Linked DNA regions of Homo sapiens: region 1 is linked to region 2. Evidence: read pairs that join two places in POLR2A ChIA-PET (ENCODE). Cell type or tissue: PC-9. All regions are shown on one strand. Each heading gives the region's core, and the rest is flanking DNA. Links, peaks and the distances in the headings are about the cores only. Region 1 overlaps PLEKHB2 (pleckstrin homology domain containing B2). Region 2 overlaps FAM168B (family with sequence similarity 168 member B).

Region 1 (5,377 bases), core at 210-5,209, 54 kb before region 2:
TTAGAATGAAGTTGTTGTGTGCTAACAAAGGAAGAGAACACTGACGCTATTAGGATATTAAGCCTTTTACTTTCTTCTCCCACATGCACACATTCTTCTGTAAGCTTGATCCACCTTCTTCTTTTCTTACAGATTAATAAAGGAGAGAAAAATCCCATCTAAAGAATGAAAACTCTGACCAGAGTAACACACTCCCTTGATCACTGACAGATAAAGACAGCATTACGAGGCTCTACAAATGAGGTTCACTGTCTCAGTGACCTCCTAAGGCCAGAAACAGGACGAGAGACAAGTACAAGTCACAAAAATGTTTGTTTCACAGGCTGAGCTCCCATGCGTGAAAAGGATCCTGCAGTTCTTTCTAAGCCTTTACTGCAAACCACAGCACAATTCAAAGTGTTGCAGAACTTTGAGAAATACAAGCATTTCTAGAAAGCAACACTGGAACAAGCATGCCTGTAAGAGCAGGGTGCCTCCTGCCAAACATTTGACAAACCCAGCTTGCTCACTGTTGGCAAAAGGCGCCCTGCCCAGCACTACCTGCCCATTCGTGGCCAGATGGTCAAGAAACCCGTTTTCCCCATTCTCCAATTGTTACACAAGACCATGTGAAAACATTACTGGTGGCCGGGTGTGGTGGCTCATGCCTGTAATCCCAGCACTTTGGGAGGCGAAAGTGGGAGGATCACTTGAGCCCAGAAGTTGGATACCAGCATGGGTAATATAGTGAGACTTCGTCTCTACAAAAAAATTTTTTCAAATAAGCTGGGCGTGGTAGCATGGGCCTATAGTCCCAGCTACTGGGAAGGGGAGGCTGAGGTGGGAGGACTACTTGAGCCCGAGAGGTAGAGGCTGCAGTGAGGTGAGACAGCACCACTGCACTCAAGCCTGAGTGAGAGTGACACCTTGTCAAAAAAAAAAAAAATTATTGGTGATTGCCATTAGCAACTTACTGTGTTTGTCCTAGAATCTTGGAGTGTAAATTTCCAGGCCCTGGAGAAAAGAAAAAGGGTACTTTATTTAAGGCAATCCAACATTGCAATGATTCTGAAACCTGGGCTGGCATCAGAATTCCTGAAAAGATCTGTTTAAAAAACAAGTCTTCAGGCTTTGCCCCAAACCACTTGAGACATGCACTAGGAATATATATTTTTAAAAATTACATACATAATAGATATGTAATATTTAAAACATAATCTATACTATACTTTTTACTTTACTTTTTAATAAATGTGAAATGTACTGCCACTTGCTTTGTCAGTTCATGGCATACACACAGATCTACTTCCTTTTTACCAGCTATATAATATTCCACGATATGAGTAAAAAATTTAGATTAGCAATTTTTCAACATTAAAAAGAATGCTGGGGACCGGATGTAGTGCCTCATACCTGTAATCCCAGCACTATGGGAGGCCAAGGCAGGGGGATCACTTGAGCCCAGGAGTTCAAGACCAGCCTGGGCAACATAGTGAAATCCTAGCTCTACAAAAAATATAAACATTAGCCGGGCATGGTGGCGCATGCCTGCAGTCCAAGCTACTTGGGAGGCTGAGGTGGGAGAATAGCTTGCGCCTGGGAGGTCGAGGCTGTAGTGAGCCAAGATCACACCACTGCACTCTAGCCTGGATGAGAGAGAGGGGCTCTATCTCAAGAAAAAAAAAAGAAGAAAAGAATGCTATTAACATCCCTATTACCCTTACACTCTTATGTAAACATCTCCACAGGGCAAATTCCAAAGACTGAAAATACCACATCAAAGGATAAAAACATAATTTATTTCAGCAGGTATTGCCAAAATGCCCTGCAAAACGATTCTAACAATCTCTATACCTACCAACTTTACACTATATTGTCAAAAAAAACTAGATATCTGAACCTTAAGTATCACAAGAGCTTTCTTAATTCATAGGCAAAAAGCAGTCTCTCACGCCTGTAATCCCAGCACTTCGGGAGGTCAAGGTAGGTGATCACCTGAGGTCAGGAGTTCGAGACCAGCCTGGCCAACATGGTAAAACCAAGCTTCTACTAAAAACACAAAATTAGCTGGGCGTGGTGGCACATGCCTGTAATTTCAGCTACTCCAGAGGCTGAGGCAGGAGAAGTGCTTGAACCCGGGAGGCAGAGGTTGCAATGAGCGGAGATTATACCATTGCACTCTAGCCTGGGCAACAAGAGCGAAACTCCATCTCAAAAAACAAAATAGTGTTCTCTTGTGCACTCCCTCACTCCTTTACCCCTTACTTTTCTTACTGACCCTATCCCTCTTATCTTCATCAATTCCTTTTATGTTTTATTCTCATTTTACTATCTCCCTGAGTTGAAAGATTCATTCACTTATTTTCAAGTGTTCTGGCTTTCTTTTTTTTTTTTTTTTTTTTTTTTTTTTGAGATGGAGTCTCACTCTGTTGTCCAGGCTGGAGTACAGTGGTGTGATCTTGGCTCACCGCAACCTCCACCTCCCAGGTTCACGCCATTCTCCTGCCTCAGCCTCCCAAGTAGCTGGGATTACAGGTGCCTGCCACCACGCCTGGCTAATTTTTGTATTTTTAGTAGAGACGAGGTTTCACCATGTTGGCCAGGCTGGTCTCGAACTCCTGACCTCAGGTGATCCATCCGCCTTGACCTCCCAAAGTGCTGGGATTACAAGCTTGAGCCACCACACCCAGCCCAAGTGTTCTAGCTTTCTAAGGAATGCAGTTAAGTTGCAAAATTCCCCAACTGATTTTGTATGTGGCATACCATTGTCATTCACTTTGCTAAAGGGTATCATACTGGATTATTCATATATCTTATATAGATTTTGTTGTCATATCAGGTGGAAGAGTCTAGTAGGGACTTTGGTCTGCCAATTCAGTTCGATTATTTCAGAACATTTTTCTTGCCTTAGATTTGTAATTCTCTCTTTTGGGTTGTACACTTTATGGACATCAATAATCTTTCTGAACTTTTTTTAGTCTAACATATCTCTGATCTTTTCATCTTTTTCCTGTCACTGAGAGTATCTCCAGTCTTTTCTTCCATGCCAATGATTCACTTTTCATTTGGGGTTGTATTGAAGGGAAGACCACTTTCTTCAGATTATAACGTGAATGGCACCCTCTTGACAGCAACAGACCTTCTAAGTTACAGACACAAAAGAGCAGAAAAGAAACATAAATCTCTGCCCTCACACAGCATATATTCTAATGAAAGCAGATGATGAACAAGATAAATAGTTGATAGATGGTGAGTGTGTATGGGGACAGGGAGATACAATTTTAAATATGGTGGCCAGGAAAGCATTCCTGAAGACTCTGCTCCTGTTTCTTGGGTTTTATTTTCCTCCACTCTAGGAGCTTTTCCTGAGGCTTGCATTTTCCTTTTCTTATTTTTCCTTCATGGTATATCTGCATAGTTGCCAAGCCACTTCTTTACATCCTGCTCACGTTTAACATGGGAAGTGATATCTAAAACTGCTGTTTGCTCTCATAAAGTATGAGTTATTTCTCCTTGACACGCTTCCTACCTAATCTGGTATCAACTGGTAGTTCCACCCTGTTCTACCTCAGTCCAGCCCAGCAACAGTTTGATGGCTAGGTGTTACCCTCACAATCAACATTCTGTAATCTGAGGGCACAGGGCTAGAAGAGAAGGACATTTCTTCTGAGACCGAGTAAGTCTTTTCTGAAAACTCTGGGTCCTACACTCTCTTCTGAGCATATTCCTTTGAATGTCCCATGCTAGGGCTCACTTCACCAGACAGAAAATTACCCAACTCCTGTGAGCTTCAGTGCCTTTCACTGCCCTGCAATGATGAGTCCTGGGAGAACCGTCCAGCCTCTGCTGAGGCCCCAAGGACATCACATTCTTAAGGATTTTTTCCCTAGCTTTTCCAAAAAGTAACTTACACTTAATCAGCATCACTCCAGATTACAGGGTAATACTGAAAATTTGCAAGATTTAATTAACTCATCTTGTCACTGCTTCTGGGATTCGGGTAGGATTGAAGAACATCTCAGTAGAATCATCTATTTCTTTCTTTAACTGTTTGTAGTTTGTGCTTGAGATCAAACTTCTTTATTTGGTTGCACCATTGAAATGTTTTCCCCTCAGGGAAGATGATCTCTAATCCATTTCACCATCTTTCTCAAAAGTCTCTATTATGGGTTCAATTGTGTCCTCATGAAAAAGATATGTATAAATCCTAATCCCCAGTACCCTCAAATGGGACCTTATGTGGAAATAGGATATTTGCATATGGAATCAAATTAAGATAAGGTCATAGTGAATTAAGGTGGGTCCTTAATCCATTATGATTGGTGTCCTTTATAAGAAAAGAGAATTCTGGACACAGACACAGCCGAAGAAGGCCATGTGACAACAGAGGCAGAGACCGGAGTGATGTGGCTGTCAGCCAAAGAACACCAAGGACTACCAGCAACCACCAGAAGCTAGGAAGAGGCAAGAAAGGATCCTACCCAGCATCTCAGAGGGAGCAAGGATCTGCTGACACACTGATTCCAGACTTCCAGCCTCCAGAACTATGAGACAATGAATTTCTGCCATTTCCGTCACTCAGTGTTCAGCAATTTGTGACAGCAGCCCTAGGAACTGACAGTTTCCTTACTCTTTACTTTCTTGCTTTTCTGGTCATTTTATTTCAACTATGCCCGTTACCCACTGTGAATCTAATAATGAAAGACAGCATGATGAGACTGCTATTCCTTTCTGCCATTTTCACCACAATGGGATCGGCCTAGGCAGTCTGAGAGAGGCAGAAACTAGAATTGGAAAAGCGACTCTTGCATTTCTCTCATACATCCACTGAGTCCCTTATTCTGATGCCTGAAAGAAAACTCCACGCCCTTTCTTTTCATTTTTTGGTAATCAGAAGTTAAAATAGAAAATACTTTTTAAATTAAACACATAAGAAAGCAAAACTTACAAGCAATCATCTGTGCTTTCTGCACAAAGACTAATTGTTTTCCCATCTCGACAAACAATCTGGAGCATGCAGTCTTTTGACTTTCCATCCGGGGGCTGAGTATCTATGAAAAATAAGCAGAATAAAGGAACTTTTTTCAGGATTTCTTCTTACATTTTCTAAGAACTACCAGCTCAGAGAAGCAAAGGACTAGACAATAAATCAAGTGCTACATCTATGAAAGAACCCTCTGCCTTTCCAAGAATGCAGAAAGAACATAGCTAGGCTGACTGACAAGACCAGCTGCCAAGATGACGTCCACAAAATATATTCGGCTCACTGCAACCTCTGACTCCCGGGTTCAAGCAATTCTCTACCTCAGCCTCCTGAGTAGCCAGATTACAGGCACCTGCCACCACACCTGGCTAATTTTTTTGTATTTTTAGTAGAGTTGGGGTTTCACCATCTTGG
Region 2 (5,377 bases), core at 262-5,261:
TTCTGGAAAAGAGATGCAGGCGGCGTTGCTCACTTCGCTTTGTAAGGAATCACTCCATAACAGTTCACAGAAGTTTGCCTTGTTCTTTTTTTTTTTTTTTTTTTTAAATGTAATAGCGTTACATACACTCCATCTTGTGGGCTTCCATAGTTGATTGAGCCAGTTTCCTTGTGATGGGCATTGGAGTTGTTTGAAGTGTGTGCTATTTTAGTAATGATTCTGTGAACAGCCCTATGTTTGTGTGACTCTGGGAATTCTCCTCAGGGTGGGTTCCTAGAGCTGGGGTTGCTGGGTCAGAGAGCAAATGCACATGTGATTGTTAGGATACTGCTGAGTTCTTATCAGCAGTGTGAGACGATTTCCCCACAGCCTGGCTAACAGAATGTGTTTTCCAGCTTCTGGATTTCTGCTAGTCGGAAGTTAGTCAGCGTAGTTGTAGTTTGCAATTCTGTGTATCTGTGTCTATTGATTTGAGTGGTGGGGGTGGGGCGGGATGTTTGTTTTTGTGGTTTTAAAAGTTACTTACGTATTAAGTGTACTAGCCCTTTGTCTAAATAATTTAGATACTTTATCTGAATTTGTCCTTTTGCTTAACTATGGTATTTTTTGCTGTTCTGAAGCTTTTACTTTTGTAAGGTGATCAGTCTTTTTTTTTTTTTTTTTTTAAGACGGAGTCTTGCTCTGTTGCCCAGGCTGGAGTGCAGTGGCGCGATCTCGGCTCACTGCAAGCTGCGCCTCCCAGGTTCACGCCATTCTCCTGCCTCAGCCTCCTGAGTAGCTGGGACTACAGGAGCCCGCCACTGCACCCGGCTAATTTTTTTTTTGTACTTTTATTAGAGATGGGGTTTCATCGTGGTCTCAATCTCCTGACCTCGTGATCCACCTGCCTCGGCCTCCCAAAGTGCTGGGATTACAGGCGTGAGCCACTGCGCCCGGCCAAGGTGATCAGTCTTGTAGAAATGATTCAGGTTTGGGATCGCTCTGGTGCCTTGATGTAGGGAGTCTGGCCTTTCCAGCCTACCATGCCAGAAGAGGGCTAGAATAGATGCTGAAGGAGACGGTCTCTGTGTCTGCTGGGGGTTGGGGTACCCAGAAAGATCAGGAATAGGAAGAAACAGTGATTCTTAACTCCATTGCTTGGAACCCTGCAGATTCACTGTCTGGAGAGAATGAGAAAAAAGAGGCTGGTGCACCCGAGACCAGCTAAAGCAGTGTTGGGGGTCCTCCCAAAGCTGCCCCTGTGGGTTTTGTGCAGTCCAGGTAGAAACCATTGGAGATAGTGAGGGGAGCCACGCTGCGGCTTGGGTCAGAGTGGTGACAGAGCAAGTGGGATGTGGCTGATGGGATGAGGCGATGGGAGCACGGAAGCAGCAGAGGCTGTCTAGGAGATTGGGAGTCTTTGATCCCCATACCAGAGACCAGGTATGTAGTGCATCTTGTTGCTGGTGGCTAGTGATGCCATCTTAAATACTATCGTGTGTGTTTGCTGTTTCATTATAGGATGTGTTAACTTCTTGTTAGAAACTGGGGGGCCGGGCGCGGTGGCTCGTGCCTGTAATCCCAGCACTTTGGGAGGCCGGGGTGGGCGGATCACGAGGTATGTAGATCGAGACCATCCTGGCTAACATGGTGAAACCCTGTCTCTACTAAAAATACAAAAAATTAGCCGGGCACGGGCCCCTGTAGTCCTAGCCACTCAGGAGGCTGAGGTAGGAGAATGGCGTGAACCCAGGAGGCGGAGCTTGCAGTAAGCCGAGATCACGCCACTGCATTCCAGCCTGGGCGACAGAGCAAGACTCCGTCTCAAAAAAAAAAAAAGAAAGAAAGTGGGGATGGGAAGGACTAAGCAAAGAAGACAGTAGTTTTTCAGGGACCGTTAAACACAATCTTCAGCAAACAAATCCAGAGCAGCCCTCTTCCCATGAGAATATATTGGTAGAGTTTTAGGGAGAGATGAGGAATTTGGAATTTCTGGAAATTATTGCAGAGGCCTACAGGATATGATCTAGGTCAGTGGTAGTTGAAACTTTTTTTTTTTTTTTAAAAGAAGGAAACCATTGGAAAAAAAAATCTTGCTGGTTCCCTGGTCTCTGAGGGCAGTTCCAGACCTTTCTTGGTCTTCCTGTGCTCACAATTGGGCTTCTGAGGAGTCTCTCAGCATCCCCAGAACTGCTGTCCTGGTCTTTCCAGTGGCCATTGTGGGTCTCTTTGAAGTTGAATCTGCCCTTGACGTCCACCACACTCTGTTCTCTGACTAATTAGAGAGGGCAAACGGGAGGGTGAGAGTCCAGGAGGGAAACCCGGAATGGCTTCTGCTGAGGTAGAGGGGGATCAGTTTGAAGTGAGGAAAGCAACTTTGAAGCAAGGATAAAGATGAGAACTGGGCACTTGGAGGGATTCTGGGGCTAGGGCTTGGTGACACTGATGCCTCCTGTTCCCACAGAAACCTGCAAGATGGCTTAGGGATGCAGGGCAATAGAGCAAGGGATCCAGGCTGAGGGGGCCGAAGGGAGGCACGTGAGGAGCTGTATTCAGAACTTTCTGTCCCACCTACAAAGATTTTCCTTTTGGCATTCCACTCAGATCCCCCCTGTTTTTACCTCAACCTTAGGGCTTCCTTGCTTTGGTTACTGTTAGCACCATGATTTGTTCCTAAGGGATCGTAACACCTTAAAAATCCCAGTCCAAGTGCTGTAAGAGACACCTTTCTCCAGGCCTCCTCAACACAGTTTCTTTTGAAGACTGCTCTTCTCTTTCAACTTTATTTACAGGTGAAGGAAGTGTGCAGTAGAGAAGTTACAGCTTCTCACAGCTAGTGGGAACAGTAATCAAGGCTAGGAAACCTGAGTCATCTTGTTGGCTGTGTGCCCCAAATAGAAAGAACGCTTTCTGGCCAGGTGCAGTGGCTCACACCTGTAATCCCAGCACTTTGGGAGGCCGAGGAGGGCGGATTATGAGGTCAGGAGATGGAGACCATCCTGGCCAACATGGTGAAACCCCGTCTCTACTAAAAATACAAACATTAGCTGGACATGGTGGCGTGTGCCCGAAATCCCAGCTACTTGGGAGGATGAGGCAGGAGAATCGCTTGAACCAGGGAGGTAGAGGTTGCAGTGAGCCGAGATCACGCCATTGCACTCCAGCCTGGCAACAGAGCGAGACTCTGTCTCAAAAAAAAAGAGAGAATACTTTCTAATACCTCAGCTGTCACAAGTGATGCCTCCTGTACTGTGAGCCAGAGGGGTCAGCCCAAAGGGAAGGGAGGCCTTATCGAAAAGGGCAGATGCCTGAGGCCCCCTCTGTTGGTTGCACCTTGGGGCCAGGATTCTGACTGTAGCACTCAATGTCTTATTTGATGTTTCTGTTTCGTTCATATTATGAATTACTAGGTCATGGTTTAGTCTTAATAAGATTCCTCATTTGTATTAATAAAGGTCAGCTTATTTGCACGTGGACTGTAGTTGGATTTTTCCCATTTCTGTGTGTATGCATTCCCAGTTAGAGCTCCTTCTGTAAGAAGACTGAAGCTTAAGTAAGACACAGCCTGGGTTTATGACTGGTGTCTTAATTTGTTTTCTGCTGCTTTAGCAGAATATCAAGCTGGATAATGAACAGAAATTTATTAGGCTCTTGGTTCTGGAGGTTAGGGAAGTCCAAGAGCATGGCGATGGCATCTCGTGAGGGCTTTTGGGCTCTATCCTCTTGTGATGGATGGTGGAAGGGCAGCGAGTGCGTCAGAGAGAAAGGGGGCTGAACTTGTCCTTTTTATCAGGAACCCACTTTCATAATAAAGCCGTCACCTATTAAATGTCCCACCTCTCAGTGCTGTTAAAATGACAAATTTTAACGTGAGCTTTGGAGAGGACATATGAAAACATATTAGCTGGTCATGCTGGAGAAGTTGGGGATCAGAACATCAAAATATGGCAAGGCGTGGTAACTCATGCCGGTAATACCCGCACTTTGGGAGGCCGAGGCAGGTGGATCACCTGAGGTCAGGAGTTCGAGACCAGCCTGGCCAGCATGGCAAAACCCCATCTCTACTAAAAATACAAAAATTAGCTGGGCGTGGTGGTGCACGCCTGTAGTCCCAGCTACTAGGGAGACTGAGGCAGGAGAAATGCTTGAACCCAGGAGGCGGAGGTTGCAGTGAGCCGAGATCTCACCACTGCACTCCAGCGTAGGCAACAGAGCAAGACTCTGTCTTAGAAAAAAAAAAGAACATCAGAATGTGAAAAAACCTGAAATGAATTTAGAAGTTTAAAACAGTTTCTTACAACAAAAAATAATAGCTTTTAAGTCAAAATATGTAATGTAGGAAATGTCGGAATTCAGTGAAAATGAGTGACCTTTACATAGGCTTAGCTGTTCACTGGTAGCAGCAAAAATAGGCCCTTGAGTCCAAGCTAGACTTGAATTCTGATTCTTCCAGACTTTGTGCAGTGAAGTCAGATGAGGGTAACAGGACCTAGCGTGTGATACCCTTAGCACTCTTACTACTCTTGCTAAGTAATTATGTGATTAGAGTTTGGAATGAAACTTCCAGAAATGTTATAATTGAGGCTTGGCGCGGTGGCTTATGCCTGTAATCCCAGCACTTCGGGAGGCTGAGGTGGGTGGATCATGAGGTCAGGAGTTCGAGACCAGCCTGGTCACCATGGTGAAACCTTGTCTCTACTAAAAATACAAAAATTAGCTGGGCGTGGTGGTAGATGCCTGTAATCCCAGCTACTCGGAAGGCTGAGGCAGGAGAATCGCTTGAAACGGAGGTTGCAGTGAGCCGAGGTCGCGCCACTGCACTCTAGCCTGGGCAACAAGAGTGAAACTCTGTCCCCCTCCAAAAAATAAATAAAAATAAAATATATAATTGTTACCTATCAAAATTCTGAGGGAAAGCCAGGCGTGGTGGCTCACACCTATAATCCCAGCACTTTGGGAGGCCGAGGCGGGTGGATCAACTGAAATCAGGAGTTCAAGACCAGCCTGGCTAACGTGATGAAACCCCGTCTCTACTAAAAATAGAAAAATTAGCCAGGTGTGGTGACACACACCTGTAATCCCAGCTCTTCGGAAGGCTGAGGCAGGAGAATCGCTTGAACCTGGGAGGCAGAGGTTGCAGTGAGCCAAGATCATGCCATTGCACTCCAGCCTGGGCGATGAAAGTGAAACTCTGTCTCAAAAGACGACAACGATAAAAAAAACAAAGTTCTGCGGGAAGAAGACAACTAGAGACATGCTGTTGGCCACACATAGTGCTCTTGGGGCTGCTTAAGTCTGTGGAGTTCTGGGGAAGAAGGTAAGAGCGATGGCTTTGCAGGAGCTCTAGTGATTGTCGCTACTTCAGTTGATGACATGAGATTGTTCTTTATTTTTCTTC

Evidence for each region. ChIA-PET counts read pairs that join two places held together with the same protein. Peaks named below come from ENCODE experiments on the same cell type or tissue, not always from the same donor. Only the 100,000 strongest peaks of a DNase experiment are listed, where the experiment ranks them.
Region 1: POLR2A ChIA-PET joins it to region 2 with 6 read pairs; 4 of 35 experiments call an interaction of 5 or more read pairs at or near these places.

The regions. Positions count from the first base shown.
Region 1 is chr2:131,126,337-131,131,713 of GRCh38, reverse strand. It overlaps PLEKHB2 (pleckstrin homology domain containing B2), which reads right to left. Exons shown (of 8, transcript NM_001100623.2): 4 at 4,928-5,030; 5 at 954-993. Among named protein-coding and RNA genes, the nearest start is that of PLEKHB2, 24 kb to the right of the region's middle. In PC-9, for the core only: no CTCF peak of the experiment used is centred there; DNase peaks (open chromatin) are centred at 1,806 and 2,703; H3K27ac peaks cover 1,039 bases.
Region 2 is chr2:131,071,941-131,077,317 of GRCh38, reverse strand. All of the region lies in intron 2 of FAM168B (family with sequence similarity 168 member B), which reads left to right. Among named protein-coding and RNA genes, the nearest start is that of FAM168B, 19 kb to the left of the region's middle. In PC-9, for the core only: no CTCF peak of the experiment used is centred there; no DNase peak of the experiment used is centred there; H3K27ac peaks cover 618 bases.